2 separate regions of the Homo sapiens genome follow, and region 2 is linked to region 1. Evidence: read pairs that join two places in POLR2A ChIA-PET (ENCODE). Cell type or tissue: PC-3. All regions are shown on one strand. Links, peaks and the distances in the headings refer to the core of each region. The heading gives the core; the rest is flanking DNA. Region 1 has its middle 70 kb from the start of MAGI3. Region 2 has its middle 130 kb from the start of MAGI3.

Region 1 (4,405 bases), core at 114-4,113:
TGGAACCAACCCAAATGTCCCAAATGTCCATCAATAATAGACTGGATAAAGAAATTGTGGCACATATACACCATGGAATACTATGCAACCATAAAAAAGGATGAGTTCATGTCCTTTGCAGGGACATGGATGAAGCTGAAAACCATCATTGTCAACAAAATATCACAAGGACAGCAAGCCAAACACCGCATGTTCTCACTCATAAGTGGGAGTTGAACAATGAGAACACATGGACACAGGGAGGGGAACATCACACACCAGGGCCTATTGGGGGCTGGGGGGCTGGGGGAGGGATAGCGTTAGGAGAAATACCTAATGTAAATGATGAGTTGATGGGTGCAGCAAACCAACATGGCACATGTATACCTATGTAACAAACCTGCACGTTGTGCACATGTACCCTAGAACTTAAAGTATAATAAAAAAAATGGTACTTATACAAAATGGAGTACTATTCAGTGATAAAAAAAGGATGACTTCCTGTCATTTGCAACAACATGGATGGAACTGGAAGTCTTATGTTAAGTGAAATAAGCCAGGCACAGAAATACAAGCTTTGCAAGTTCTCACCAATTTGTGGGAGCAAAAAATAAAAACCACTGGACTCATGGAGATAGAGGGTAGAATGGTGGTTACCAGAAGCTGGGAAGGGTAGTCGGGTGAGGGAAGGGGGAAGGATAGTGGTTACAAAAATGTAGTTAGATAGAATGAATAAGATCTAGTATTTGATAGCACAATAGAATAACTACACTCAACAATAATTTATTGTATATTTTTGAATAACTAAAAGAGTATAAATGGATTGTTACAAAAAAGGGATAAATGCTTGAGATGATGGATATTCCATTTACCCTGATGTGATTATTATGCATTGTATGCCTGTAACAAAATATCTCATGTACCCCATAAATATATATACCTACTATATAAGCAGAAAAGTTAAAAATAAAAAATTTTTTTAAAAATTGAATCTTGGTATTCATAATTATTGACTCAATATTTTCTTACTAAGACCATTACTGAATAATGACCATGCTTTTTGCCAGACATAGAATTGTTCCAAGGAAGTCTAGGGTCTAATATAAAGCAAGGTATTCTATAATAGTATAATAATAATCCTGTCTGTGCTATCCATTTGTAATTAGTCCATTCAGAATCATGATCTTAAAATAATTTCATCTAGTAGGATATATATATATATTACATATGTATTTATATATTTATAAAATTGAAATACATATATATGTATCTATAAAATGGAAATACATACATATTTATCCTGTCATTTTCAACAATATGGATGGAACTGGAGATCATTATGTTAAGTGAAATAAACCAGGCACAGAAAGACAAACTTTGCATGTTCTCACTTATTTGTGGGAGCTAGAAATTAAAACTATTGAACTCCTGGAGATGGAGAGTAGAATGATGGTTACCAGAGGCTGGAAAGAATAATGTAGGCAGGGAGTGGGAAAGGTTAATGGTACAAACATATAGTTAGATAAAATGGAAATACATACATATTTCCATTTTGTAGATAGAAAAAAACAGAAGCTCAGAGATGTCCAGCAGCCTGTCCCAGGTTGCTTGGTGAAGTGTTTTTTACAACTCCTTTGCCAGTGCTCTGCCTCTGTTATGTAAAAAAATACAAGGTGGTATTTGTAGTATCACTTGCTATGCAGCCTGTAATGGTTAACTAGATTAATTAGTCATAAGTGATTCAGAAGCACTGGGTAAACATGGGTGTGTATACATAAATGATCAGTCACATATCAAATAGCTTTTAGCCTACATATGTTTGAAGAAGGGTGCTCTAGGAAGAATTTTTAAAAGCTAAGCTTCAGAAGTAAAGGTTCTTATGCAACACTGATATTAATATTCTATAAAACTATTTAAAATTGATTAGGTTGCTATATCACTAAAAATCCAGAGGGAACTAATAATTTTGGAGTATTGCCCAAATGATGACCCCAGGCAACCCCTGAAACCAGCAGTGAATACTGCGTTAGGATTTCAATCTATTTATTAATATTATGCTTCTACACAAAGAACACAAAATAGAGAGAAGAGAGGAGAGCAATGGCCTGTCTAGTTGATATGATCAGTATTGATAATTAGAGGAGATAAAGAACAAGTAACAGATTTTGAGATTTTTGTCTGAATTGTCTGAATAATTGTCTAAGCTGCTTGTGTGTGTTTGTGTGTGTGTATGTCTGTGTGTCTGTGTGTAGATTCAGAGATGAAAATGAATTTCAATTTTTAAAAATCCATTCCTCATAATTGGTCCTAATGCCTAATGATAGCATTTTTCAAAATAGAAGTTCATCTGATATTGTTGTTAGTAGAGGCAAAGGGAAAGGGAGTCTCTGCTTTCTGGAAAGCTAGCAGCATGGCATTAGCTCACCATAAGTATCAGTGGTGCCTATAGTGACCCTCTTGCCCCCCTTTTCTCTGTTCTCACACCTATTGTTACGTAAGAAACTCCCCTTTTCTCTCTTTCTTAGAATTCTTATGAAGAATTTCTGCTCTTGCTCAGCACTGTTGTTCTTCCAATGCCCTCGTGTGAGAGAATAAGAATTACTTGCAAATCAAATTCCAGGGATTTGCATGGTAGACTTGAAGCTCTTGCTGCCTTTTGTTGGATAACTAAGATTGGTTTGTATCTTGTACAAACATTCCTGTCATTCATTAAAAGAAATGTAATAGTCTATTTAGGTATGCAATTCCTTCACTTCTCCAAACATATGACCTGTTTGCCTCTTCAGAAGAAGCCAGAGAGCTGGATCAACCTCTTTTGGCTGCTAAGTTACTGTACTTGTTTCTATTACCCTTGGTCCACGTGTATTGCCAGGAAAAAGATCTTCCCTTGAGCTTCAAACATTTGATTCTTAACCCCATATATCATTCTTAAAATTATCAAGATGACTTTGTTAAGCAACTGCTAAGCTAACTCATAGGTATTGCCAATGGCATACACTCTTTATCTATAGGAAAATATTAGATAGTAATGTACTCAGAAACTTGGAACAATTTTTTTTCTTTACAAAGTGATAATGACCTCTATACTTGACCTCCCAATTAAGAGTGTAGTTTAAAGAAACTGCCAAATGTTCACAATTAGGCAATAGAAAGACCTACTTAAGAAGTAGAAAGCAAGCTTCCCATCTGTGAAGTCTTTACTACCCACATGGAACAAAGATAACATAAAAATGTCAAGTGAACAATTACATATGGAATTCTAGGAACTCTGGAAGGGAGGAAGAACCAGAGGAGTCTTCCAGATCAAGGATCAACAAACTCTTCTTGTAAAGAGACAGAAAACAGATATTTTAGGCTTTGCAGGCCATATGTTCTTTGTTGCAACTATTCAGCTCTGCTTTGTAGTGCAAACGTAGCCATAGACAATAATGAGTATAATTGTATTTCAATAAAACTTTATTTATAAAAACAGATGGTGGGCCAGCTTTGGATCATAGATTGCTGATTCCTGTCCTAGACCAAACCCCTCCCAATATAGAAATCTCATCTCTAGCACCCAGACCATTCTATATTTGGACAGTTGTAATAACTGGAGGTTTTCCTTATACAAAGTTACACCGTGTCTCTCTGAAACTCTCACCCACTGTTACCACCGTTGCCTCTGAACTAGACCATGACAGTAGCCTCCTAACTTATCTCTCTGGTTCTACCTTGTCCTTCCTACAATCAATTCTCCATAGAAGCCCCTTAACTAGTCCTTATAAAATGTAAGCCAAATCATGTCATTCTCTGGCTCAAGGTCCTCTGATAGTTTTCTATAACATTTACAATAAATCAAAATGCTTTACCTCAGCCTATAATTATAGGCCTGAAATACCTGGTTTCATGACTGTTTCTCTGATCTCATTTCCTACTACTCACTGCTCTCTGGCCACACTGGCTTCTCAGTGTTTTCCAACATACTATGTGCATTCCCATCTCAGGGCGTTTGTGCTGGTTTTTATTTGTCTGGAATTTCTTCTCCCAAATGCTTGCAGGGCTTGCTCCTTCTTTTCATTCAAGTCTCTGCTCAAATGCTACCATCTCAGAGAGGCCTTCTCCAGCTGCATTATCTATCCTGCTCCATGCTCGACTGTATATTTTACCCTGCTCTATTTTATTTCATATCATCTAACGCTAACATTATATTATACATATGAATGTGTGATTCTTTTTATAATTTACTCCCCCAACTCATGCCAGTTTTATATCAGTAGGAATTTATGTGCCTTGTTCACTGTTGTATTTCTACTGCCTAGAGCAGGAACTAGTATATATCAGTTACTTACTACATATTTGCTGGATACATGATAAATGTGGCTTTGCCCAGTGCAGTTTCCAAAAATACATATGATCACTCTTCCATATGACAACACTTCTACACGTG
Region 2 (4,405 bases), core at 328-4,327, 60 kb before region 1:
TTTGGCTAGAGCTAGGAAATATGCACTATTTTAAAAGAGAAAAAGTAAATTATGAATTTATACTTATATTTCCAATTCAAATAAAGATTATATTTTTATATACTTCGGTTTTATATTTTTATTCCTTTTCTCTTATGCTGAAAAGCTTGGCTCCTAATGATATTAACATAGTTATGTATTTTCTCTCTTTCTCTTTCTCCAAATTGGTACAAAATACCAATATTGCAACTAGCATAATAATACTGAAGGCAATAAAAATTTCTTTGTGTGTATATTTGTCCTCAAAATATATGTGTGTATATTTGTTTCAAAATCACTTAAAATAATTCTCTTTATGTTTATAGAATCAACTTGGTATATAGCTAGGTTTATTCGTTTTAGATTTTCAAGTAAACTTTTTATTTCATATGTTTCGGATGTACAGAAACATGATGAGGATAATACAAAGAGTTCTCATCTCTCTCACACCCAGTTTACCCTATTATTTACATTTTATGTGAATGTGGTGCTTTTGCCACAATTAATGAACCAATGTTGATACATTACTGGAGTCCACACTTTATTCAGATTTTTTTAGTTTTTACTTAATGTTCTTTTTCTGTTCCAGGACATTTGGAAATCATGTCTGCTTAGGCTTTCCTTGGCTGTGATGGTTTCTCAGACTTTGTTTTTGATAACCTTGACAGTTTGAGGAATATTGGTCTGGTATTTTGTCAAATGTCCCTCAGCTGGGATTTATCTGATATTTGTCTCATGATGAGACTGGAATTATGTGGTTTTGGGAGGAAGACAACAGAGATAAAGTGCTATTTTCATAACATATCAAAGGTACATAGTATCAACATGACAACTTATCACTGTTGCTGTTGACCTTGATCACCTGGCTGAGGTAGTGTTGGTCAGGTTTCTCCACTGTAAAGTTACTTTTTTCCCACCCTTTCTGTATTTTTTTTGGGGGGAGTGGGAAGAAAGTCACTATGCACAGCGCACACATAAGGAATAGGGAATTATGCTCCATCTCATTGAAGGTGGATATTTCCATACATTATTTGGAATTCTTTTGCATGTGAGATTTGTCTCTTATTATTTATTTAAAAATTTATTTACATCAGTATGGACTCAGATATTTACTGAATACTTTGAGTTATAACCCAATTCTATTTTATTTATTTTATTGCTCAAATTGGTTCAGCATTAGCCATTGGGAGCGCTTCAATTGACTTTTGTGTTCTTTAGACATGACCCCTTCATTTTTTTTTTCTTTTTGAGCACTTTCTTACTTTCTGGTACTACAAGATGCTCCAGGCTTATCTTGTAGTTTTCCTGACCCAATCCTAAAATCAGCCATTTCTACAGGGAGCTCTGGTTCCCCTCATTGGATAATGGTATCAGAAACTAAGATCTGGGCGCTAGATGTGTTTGTTGCTACTGGGGTGTCATTGCTTCTAGCTCCTCTCAGCTGACAGGCCAAGGAAATATATGCATGTAGACTAACTTGTGCATATACGCATATCTCTAAGTATTTCTATGTGTAAGCATCTGTGTCTATATTCAGCTAGACATGAGTTCATACTAATGTCTCCAACTCTAAGCCATTGCTGTGTGGCTCATTCTGGCTTCTTCCCCTTGCTTATCTGAAACCTCCCACCCCAACAGTAGAAACCTGGCTGCCAACCATTTACTTAATTGTTTAATTCCAGCATACATACATAACTATTTCCATTTGTTTTTAATGTTTTCTTTTGGTTAATTTTGTTTTTGAATTATGTAAAATGCTTGGTTCCAAAGTCAAAACATAAACCAAGATACTTTCAGGGAGGTCCATCTTTGACCCCAGTTCCCTCCCCACTGATTTCCCCTCCATCACAGATAGCAATTTTTGTTGGTTTTCAATTTAATCTTCCATTGTTTCCTTTGGAAAACACAAGCAAATGTATAAATAGTCATATTGCCTCCTTTCTTGCATAAATTGTAACATAAATTGTAGCATATCACACACATTTCTCTTCACCTCGCTGTGTTTACTTACCAATAGATCCTGGAGATCATCCAGAATATCCTGTAGTGATCCTTCCTCATCCCTGCACCGTCCTCTTTTGTATGGATGTACCACAGTTAACAAGTCCTCTACCGATTGACATTGACATATTTTCCAGTCTTTCACTTTTATAAATAGTAAAAATAGTAAAGAATAGCTTTGAACACACAGCATTTCAGATTTTTGCCTGTGTATCTTCAGGATAGAGTCCCCAAACTGAGACTACTGGGTCAAAAAGAGCATACATATAATACTGCTAGATGCTGCCAAATTCCTTCCTTAAGGGATATATCTTTTTGCATTCTCACCAGCAGTGTATGAGAGGTCCCTTTTCCCTATAGCTTTGTCATCAGAATTTTTTTTTTTTTTTTCACATTTTTGCTTATCTGGGTGGTGACAGTCAGTGAAATGGTGCATATCTCTTATTCTGATGAGGTCTAGCATCTTTTAGAACATTTAAACATCATGTACAGTTCTTATTTTGCATACTGTCTGTTTCTACCTATGTGCACTAAAGTTTGAGAGCCACTGCCCTGGTGAATATAAGAAGAGCATGGAACATAGACCCTTATTCTGGAAGGAACATACATGGGTTTGCCCAAATGACATGCCCAAAACGACAATAGAGACACAAACATCATGACTTTAACTTTTGAAGTCCTTGGCACAGATGAAATGTTTTGAGTTCAGAGAATAGAGATAACTGTGTAGAAATTAGGGAAGGCTTCCGGCAGGGCGCGGTGGCTCATGCCTGTAATCCCAGCACTTTGGGAGGCAGAGACAGGTGGATCACGAGGTCAGGAGATCGAGACCATCCTGACTAACACGGTGAAACCCTGTCTCTACTAAAAATACAAAAAATTAGCCAGGTGTGGTGGTGGGTGCCTGTAGTCCTAGCTACTCGGGAGGCTGAGGCAGGAGAATGGCGTGAACCCAGGAGGCGGAGCTTGCAGTGAGCCGAGATCGCGCCACTGCACTCCAGCCTGGGCGACAGAGCGAGACTCCGTCTCAAAAAAAGAAAAAAAAAAAAAAAAGAAATTAGGGAAGGCTTCATGGAGGAGGAGGTGTTTGAGCAGATTTGAAAGATATCTGGGATGGCATAAGCAGAAGAAAGAGAGGCAGGAAGACATGCCAAAAGTAGGCTGAGAGCAAAGAATATATTAATATAAGGAGAGGAAGCAGTACGCTTTGCTCTGGAGTCAGACTTCCTGGGCTCCAATCACAGCCTCTCTGTTTTATTAGCTAGTTTCAGACTCTGCATCTGTAAAATGAAGGTAATAATAGTACCAATCTCAAAAGGTTGTTGTGAGGATTAAATGAAAAAAAAAATGCTTAGCACAAAAACGTAGAGGACCACCTGACTGGAGTCAAATGTTCTCTTTTTGGAATTGTGGGAGGTTCTGTTGAAAAATATAGACGAGCTCAGATAACACAGGACATCAAACTCTATGCTCAGGAGTCTGGATTTCATCTAAAAGTGAAGAAAGAGGCACTGAAGGGAGCTTTTAAAGCAAGAGACTGACAAAGTGAAGGTGTCTTCATCTGTGTGTAACCAGAATGCTGAACAAGGAGGACTCTTGAAGTGTAATGAGAAAGAGACTTTATTTTGGACTTCCACTGCGTCTAAAATGGGGCAAGTTCTTTCCCTGCTCATAGTTTTAATTCAATAGTTAATAGTGTGCAGGGCCAACATAATGATTAGAATTCAAAGCTAGGCTGGGCACGGTGGCTCAGGCCTATCATCGTAGCACTTTGGGAGGCTGAAGGAGGTGGATCACTTGAGCTCAGGAGTTTGAGACCAGCCTGGCCAACACGCCAAAATCCCGTCTCTACAAAAAAACACAAAAATTAGCTGGGTGTGGTGGTGCATGCCTGTAGTCCCAACTAATTGGGAGGCTGAGGCAGAGAATCAATTGAACCTGGGAGGTGGAGGTTGCAGTGAGCCGAGATCACTCCACTGCACTCCAGCCTGGATGACAAAGTGAGACCTTGTCTCAAAAAAATAAAAGAAATTGGAAGCTAAACTTTATTCTATTCTCTGTTAGGTCCTTCTGCAGGTGGGAGGAAAAGGAGGGCTGCAGCTTCTCTTTCACTTGACTGACACATCCCCTCTCCTCAGCCTTCTAACCAACGGGGATTTCTGGCCTCTCTGTGGCTGAAGAGGGGGAAAGGAAGAAAGCAGGGAAGTTCTTATTTGACTAGTACTATCCCAATAGTGCTTCACAATTTGGACACCTGTTTTAAAGCTGACTTACGGACTTTTTTTGTGGGTTCTTGGGAGGCTCCATTGGGAACTTTCAGCAGCATTTCCTGTGATGCAGTTTCCTCTGAATGACACCCTCCTCAGCCCCAGTTTCCCAGCAGCCC

Evidence for each region. ChIA-PET counts read pairs that join two places held together with the same protein. Peaks named below come from ENCODE experiments on the same cell type or tissue, not always from the same donor. Only the 100,000 strongest peaks of a DNase experiment are listed, where the experiment ranks them.
Region 2: POLR2A ChIA-PET joins it to region 1 with 9 read pairs; 2 of 35 experiments call an interaction of 5 or more read pairs at or near these places.

What each region holds. Positions count from the first base shown.
Region 1 is chr1:113,318,754-113,323,158 of GRCh38, forward strand. No RefSeq gene overlaps it. Among named protein-coding and RNA genes, the nearest start is that of MAGI3, 70 kb to the right of the region's middle. In PC-3, for the core only: no CTCF peak of the experiment used is centred there; a DNase peak (open chromatin) is centred at 1,728.
Region 2 is chr1:113,258,669-113,263,073 of GRCh38, forward strand. No RefSeq gene overlaps it. Among named protein-coding and RNA genes, the nearest start is that of MAGI3, 130 kb to the right of the region's middle. In PC-3, for the core only: no CTCF peak of the experiment used is centred there; no DNase peak of the experiment used is centred there; H3K27me3 peaks cover 756 bases.